2 separate regions of the Homo sapiens genome follow, and region 1 is linked to region 2. A link is a contact called in ENCODE Hi-C or POLR2A ChIA-PET data. All regions are on one chromosome and are shown on one strand. Each heading gives the region's core, a stretch centred on a gene start or an enhancer-like site at or near the end of the contact. The rest is flanking DNA. Distances are from core to core; before and after follow the strand shown.

Evidence for each region. Hi-C counts contacts between places; a loop is a spot of excess contacts on that map. ChIA-PET counts read pairs that join two places held with the same protein, here RNA polymerase II (POLR2A). Pooled maps may share reads with other maps.
Region 1: a loop to region 2 is called in a map of prostate gland, with 5 times the contacts of the local background. The contact joins two enhancer-like sites. A Hi-C loop is called at or near these places in 13 of 168 maps with a recorded cell type or tissue (Calu3, aorta, ascending aorta and 9 more), 2 of 37 single-sample maps with no recorded cell type and 13 of 50 pooled maps. POLR2A ChIA-PET finds 5 or more read pairs at or near these places in 5 of 52 experiments (A549, BJ, HEK293 and 2 more).

Annotation. Positions count from the first base shown.
Region 1 is chr14:68,189,899-68,193,447 of GRCh38, reverse strand. The region is part of intron 7 of RAD51B (RAD51 paralog B); the gene reads right to left. Among named protein-coding and RNA genes, the nearest start is that of RAD51B, 370 kb to the right of the region's middle. RefSeq lists an enhancer at 1,262-1,556. Within about 2 kb of position 1,734, at least 7 of the 41 ENCODE cell types and tissues checked have a DNase peak (open chromatin) inside an H3K27ac peak, as active enhancers do.
Region 2 is chr14:68,145,136-68,148,639 of GRCh38, reverse strand. All of the region lies in intron 7 of RAD51B (RAD51 paralog B), which reads right to left. All of the region lies in intron 2 of LOC105370546 (a long non-coding RNA gene), which reads left to right. Among named protein-coding and RNA genes, the nearest start is that of RAD51B, 330 kb to the right of the region's middle. Within about 2 kb of position 1,604, at least 9 of the 41 ENCODE cell types and tissues checked have a DNase peak (open chromatin) inside an H3K27ac peak, as active enhancers do.

The DNA of each region.
Region 1 (3,549 bases), core at 485-2,984, 45 kb before region 2:
TATCTGGAGGCTGCTTGAAGATATGGTCCCAGACCTCAATAAGTTTGCTTCTTGTTGAGGGAAAAAACATGTACAAAATCAATTAAAATACAAGGTACAGTGAACTAAGTGCTTCAGCAACAGGTCAAATAAAGTGGTACAAAGAGCAACATTTAAGTCCAAGTAGAAATCAGGGAGGAAATTTAATGATATAAGTAGCATTTGAGTGTTGTCTTGAAGGATGTCAAGTATTGTAATGGAGATGAGGAAAGAATTCTAGTCTGGGGTAACAACACTATCCAGGCTATAAAGGGTGCTAAGTGCATGCTGTATTCAGGGAAGCACATGAAACCTGTGTGGCTGGAGGGGTCACGCGGGATCAACAAGTGAAGAAGAAAAGTTTACCTGAATGAGATCCACAAAAATGTTATCAGTAAAAAGTATGAATTTAAAGTTTGGAAACATTTTGAGTGTCTCAAAGAAAAGAGCTGTGTACCAGCTTTTGTGTTACATTGCAATTTAGGATGAAGCTGACAATCAACACATTTGAAAATATAACCTATCACTAAATTCCTTGATCAGAAAAATCAATTTACGTAATTATTCCAAAATCCATTCAGAAAATGACCCTATTCAAACTCCTGGATATGCCAATATTTTAACAAGGGTAACTCATAAGATGAATTCTCATAAAATAAGGGAGGATTTAAAACCAAAAAGTTAAAAAAGGAGAGAGAGATTGACTTACATTTAAAATCTCATTCATCAGGTTCAGGACCAGTAAAAAGGGCTGCACAAAGAGCTCTGGTCTGTTTACCTTAACATCAGCAGAGACATATTGTCACAAATAGAAAACCTGAATTCTGGATAGGAAAGTCTGTTTTCAGAGAGCCAACATATAACTTCTGATGGCTGATATTGAGATTCAATCAAACTTGGCACCAATTAAAAGACATTGTTTGGAGAGCACAGGCTTAGTGTTTCTATTATCATCAGCTGAAATATAAAGATTATAATTTGATCTTTCAAATTTGGAATAGAAAAATCTGTTTTCAGAGAAGCCAACATATACTATTTAATAACTTTTGCAAGGCAATATAAACTTCTCTTCTTTTCACAATGAAACAAGAAGGAGCACCCAAAGAGAAGACCTCATGAAAGGCTCCTTTCAAACAGTGGCTCTTGCTGTGTCCTCTTGATTAAGGGCTCATAAATAAAAGGACACAACAGCTGCAACTTATGATTAACCATGGTATAGTATTTCAACCAGTGAATAACATTACAGTTATTAGAACCAACAAAACTCCTTATATTCACTCAATACATGACCTTGGCTTTGTCTGGCCTGTAGGTGACCTGAATTGAAGAGAGATGTCTGGGTTAAAATTTAACTTAGAGTCTGAAAAGCTATGTCACATGGCTGGGAAGTCAGTAATGTTGCAATTTCAGGAAACACCCTCCTTTAAATGTGATTGGATGGTATAAAGGTGAATCTGAGTGTATCTGAGTATATCATAAAGCTAACTAGTCAGACTTGGACAGCCCTTGAATGATGTCCAAACATTTGTGAACAGTCTGAGTAAACCACTCAGGTTATTCTTACACAACCAAGGTAACTTTACTGCCTGCCATGGGCAAGTAAGTGCTCTCTAGATTATAGTTGTAAACAATTCTCAAGTGATTAATGACACATATTCTTTCTCTGCCCTCTACTGAGGGCAGAACTCTCTTAAGGAAAACAGAAAAAGTCTTCACCCTTTGATTTACAGGCTAAGACCAAAGCAATCTGAGTTTCCTCTAAGTATGAGAACCTATTCTGAGTAAGACCTGGGCTCCCAAGAGAGACCACAGAAGACAGGAAGAAAGGGTCTTCCATTATCTCCTTCCCTAGAAAGTATGCACTGAGAAGCTGCTAATGTTCCCCAAGTCTCAGATGGGTTCAGGACCGAATTCAAAGAAATATTTTCCCCATGACCATAACAGATGAAAACTAAAAGAGTATGACTTTTCTCATTTTAATTGGTAAGTAACCATATCACTTAGTTCTTAGACACTTTCTTATCATGGGGCCTCAAGTTACCTTTTATTGGGTTGTCCTACTAAATGACCTGATCATGTAATGGTTTCAAACTCTGTTATACAGAAGCTCAAGTTTCCATAAAGCAAATCTATGGCCTCCACAGAAACCATGATCCAAACACATATGCTTAATTTTTGTCAGTTAATCACCAGTTCATATGTTAACCCTGCAACAGAAGTTGGGTTTCCAAGCATGAATACTTAATTATTTAAGCAATTACATTTCTTCTCCCATCTCTGCCAAGAAAACACTCGATTTCTCTAAAAATGAACAATAACATTTATTTAACACAAGTACTTTTTTATATTTATAACATTCTTTTAAGAAAGGATATTGTCTCTTTTTTTAAAAAAAAGCTTGTAGTAATATAGCATTAACTAACAGCATTTAGATAATTAACATTGGGAAATAAAGAGATGCATATTTCTCAGGAAAATGGAGTTTGCTTGAATCTTCCATTTCATTATTACTCATAAAATGTAAAACACTAACCACATGAAGAACTTAAAATTCATTAGACATTATTTAAATCAATGGGATAAAATGCTAGCTTCTAGAGAGAATATAGATCATGATGTACAACAGTACTGAGCACAGATTACATCCTAAATGGACACTTGTTAAATTAAGACAATTAACCATAAAAGTAAAAACTAACTTTTTAAAAATGGAGTCAGGAAAATTTTAATCTGAACTTTTCATCTTGATGTCTCCAGAATATAGAGTACATAGAATATAAAGCATATAGAATATAGAGTGCCTTGGATATAACAGGCATCAACAATGACTGATTATGTGAATGAATGAGCTTATTGATTAATTAATGGAAGAAGGGCAACTGTATACTAAAATTAAGATAAGCTGAGAAGGGATAGGGTCATTTAGGTTACTGAATATAGTAGGAAAAGATGTCCATTTGGTGGACATGTTTTTTAAATCTGTTTTTCTATACATTTAAAACTCTGCTTATACATGTTTATCTATTTATACATTTTTAAAAATCTGTTTCCATATATACTTTTCAAAGAACAATTTAAAATCTGAATCAATACAAAGTAAAGATATTTCAGCCTTGATTTTCTAGCACAAAAAAAGTACCTGGACCAGCCTTTTAAGTAGGGAAATGTGTTTATTTTCTTTGAGTGCCTAATGTAAATTAAAGGTATTGATTTCAGGATTATCTTTCAAGGAAACTACTAAACTCTTTTGTTGAATCAAATTACTCCGAGCAAGTTTTCTACATCTAGCTTTTAGAAAACATGCATAAATATCATTTCCTTTAATATGTCAGCAACTTTTAGTGGGAGAATTTTGAAATTAATTTGAAATTATTTTGAAATTAATTTGAAATCATTCCACTTCTTTAGCAATGGTAAAAAGCATCTTTCAAAAGGAATATTTAAGGGAATTTAAATTTAAGGGAGGCCAGGTGCAGTGGCTCATGCCTGTAATCCCAGCACTTTGGGAGGCTAAGGCAGGTGGATCATCTG
Region 2 (3,504 bases), core at 355-2,854:
TAGCCCAGGAAAAGATCAACATTCAAAATTTAAAGTATAGTTTCTACTGCATGCATATTGCTTTCACACCATTGAAAAATCAAAAAAGTGTAAGTCAAACCATTGTAAGTTGGGGAACATCTGTATCAGAATGACTAAAATCCAAAGCAATGACATCGCCAAATGCTGGCAAGGATGTGAAGCAACAGGAACTCTCATTCATTGCTGGTGAGAAAGCAAAATGGTACAGACAGTTTGGCAGTTTCTTACAAAGCTGAACATACAGCAATCCTATAATCTAGTGATTCCACTCCTAGGTATTTGCCCAATAAAAAAGAAAGCATACCTCTTTTCAAAAATTTGTAGTCAAATGTTCATAGTAGATTTATTTGTAATAGCCATAAACTAGAAAGAACCCAAAATATCCATCAACAGATGAATGGATAAGCAAATGTAGTATATACATACAGTGGAAAACTACTTTGCAGGAAAAAGTAATGAAGTACTGATACATGCAACAACATGGATGAATCTCAAAATAAATTGGAGTAAAAAAGCAAGACCAAAATGAGTTTATACTGTATGATCCATTAATAAGGAACTCTAGAAAATGTAATATAATCTATTGTGACAAAAACAGATCAGTGTTTTGCTTATGAGGGTAAGGTAAGGAAGGGTAAGAGACATGGATTGCAAAGGTCATGTAGAAACATTTAAGGATAAAAGACATGTTAATTATCTTGAGTGTGGTGATGATCTAATGGGTATGTAAATATGTTAAAACATCAAATTGGACTAAATATGTGCTGTTTATTGGATGTCAGTTATAACTCAATAAAGCTCTTTTTTTTTTTTTAATTTCCCTTGCTTTATCTTTTTTGGTTCCATGTTTCACTCTCACAATAATTCCTTCCAGCTGTGTTGTAATCTCCTTCCGTAAGAGTTGTTTAAAATATAAAGAACAACTTCTTCATTTACCATTATATAAAAATATTTATTGAAAACCTAATGTATATAAGCCAATGAAGTGGGCACTTGAAGGGGATACAATTGGGCATTATAGAGATAGATATCAGATTACAAGGGATAAATAATACAGATGGTGATGAAATCTAGTGACAGATGCAGTTTACTAGAGTATAAAAAGGCTCAGGGAATGATTAAACAGTAAAGCAATTATTAGGTCCATGAAGAGCTCTTGCCAGAAAGTTTTTGGAAATGGCCAGGTTAATGTGTCAGAATTTCAAGCAGAATATAGAAGTTCCCATAGACAGGTCCTTACAGGTAAATTATTTTATATGTTCTCATTTATTAAACTGAAATACATTAAATCTCAATGTGAGGATATGAGCATAGAACTAATTTTTAAAAGTAGATTCCAGGACACATGTATTCATAGTATGTCTTCTGTAAGAAAAGTACAGAAACACATAGTCCCAGTGTCATCCAATTCAACTATTTCTCGTAGGTTTATAGATCTCAGTTGATGTTTTTAAAATACATCAACTTTGGCACTCTCCCCTCAAAGGCCAGGAATCTCTGGCTGTTATGCCTCAAGTGGAATAAGACTCCCGGAGAAATTCTTTTGCCACCACAACTATTTCAGTGTGGTTCTAAGTGGCGAGTCTCAATGCTTGCCAAATTCCTCTGGTCTGATCCCATCTGGATGAACCCAAAATACAGCAAAATAGGACCTTCTATTTCCTGGTCATATTTGATTATCCAATATCCCTCCAGAATCATGCCTGCTTTTTATCTTTAAGCAATCATTGGCCTAAGGCTCTTAATCTAATCTAAGACATTGTGTACAAATAGGCACAAGGAACACCCCCTCCCAACACTGCTATACTTTCACCTTTACTGAAAAAACAATTTAAAAAAAACCCTAAGAGTGTTCACAGCTTTTACTTATGTAGCCATAATTATGGGCCAAATTATATGAGCCTCAAAGTCCCCTGACAATTAATGGTTTCATATGAAGGATCCACTACGTGTTAGGTACATAGTGCCTCTTTCTAATTGCACTTAACTTCCGTTTAAAACCTAAGCCAGGGTCCTCTAATAGAGAAGCAAAATTCTGTCTAGTTCCTTAAGGTCCTTCCCTCTAATTCAAACTCAAGGCATTCCAGTAAGCCAACAACACCCAAGCAATTTGAGAGGCCCTTAAATGAAATTCCCCTGAGTCACCTCCTGCGACGATTCTAAACTTTTTTGTGGGGGAGGGGGCCGTGGGGGGGAAACAGAGTCTCAGTCTGTTGCCCAGGCTGGAGTGCAGTGGCGCCATCTTGGTTCGAGCAATTCTCCTGCCTCAGCCTCCTGAGTAGCTGGGACTACAGGTGCACGTCATCATATCCACTAATTTTTTGTATTTTTAGTAGAGATGGGGTTTCACCACGTTGCCCAAGCTGGTCTCAAACTCCTGAGCTCAGGCATTCCGCCCACCAAGGCCTCCCAAAGCGCTAGGATTATAGGCATGTGCCACCACGCCCAGCCTAAACTTTCTTTTCTTGCTCTGGCCTTTGCTAAATCCATCTTAGCTTTTGTTTCCTAACTCATTCCACCTCCCCACACTACTAGTTAAATAATGTAGTCCTTATTCCTTTTAACAACAGTCCTGGGCCCCTTTATATTGAACATAACTTCTACCTATACTCAGACCAAGTACGTATAATTTCACACTGAAGCTGTTCATCACATAGTTCAGTAAGTTTCAGAAAAACACTAAAAATCCAAAGTTTCTAAAAATGTAAACATAATATTCTACATAGACTATATATTCTAGATTTATCTAATAGTGTTTAGCCAGATGAAAAGCAGGGGCCAAACCCAAGTACTCTCCAAATGTCTTCTTTGGGTGAGTTCAACTTGTACAAAAGTTCTTGGATAGGATGCAGATGCACTGCAGCTAAGTACAGAGGAAAGCCATAAAGAAAAGGGAAATGTATGAATCACAATCAAGATATAAATAACTTTCAGTAATTCATTTCCAGACAATTCACTCAATTCACATATTAATACTGACTTCAAGAAAATACTACTGAACAAGAGAGGCTCAGAATACCCAATAATGAAATACCTATTTTAAGTTATTATTTACACATATCACATTTTTCTGTGAACAGCAGATTTTTATAATAACTTATTAAACATAATATGTGTAACAGGTACTTTAATGTAGGTTATATAATTTAATACCCACAATAACCATAAAGTATTCTTGTTACTTTTGCCATATAACAGAGGAAAAAACAAGTCCCCAAAAGCTTTGGTTCCTTGCCTAATGTACCCCGCCCGTAGGTGGCAGAACAAGATATTCAAACCCAGATCTATCCAGCTCCAAAGCCTGTGCCCTTTCCAGTAGGATGCAGTCTCTGATGGAGTTCTCACTAGTGCTTTGGAAAATTCCTGACACATGGAGCACAGGTGTTATAATGGAAAACCACTAGACAATGGGTCAGAAGACTTGTCAGCCTGGCTGTGGCATGTGTGTGACCTTGGTCTAATCATGTTCCTTCTGCAGGCTTT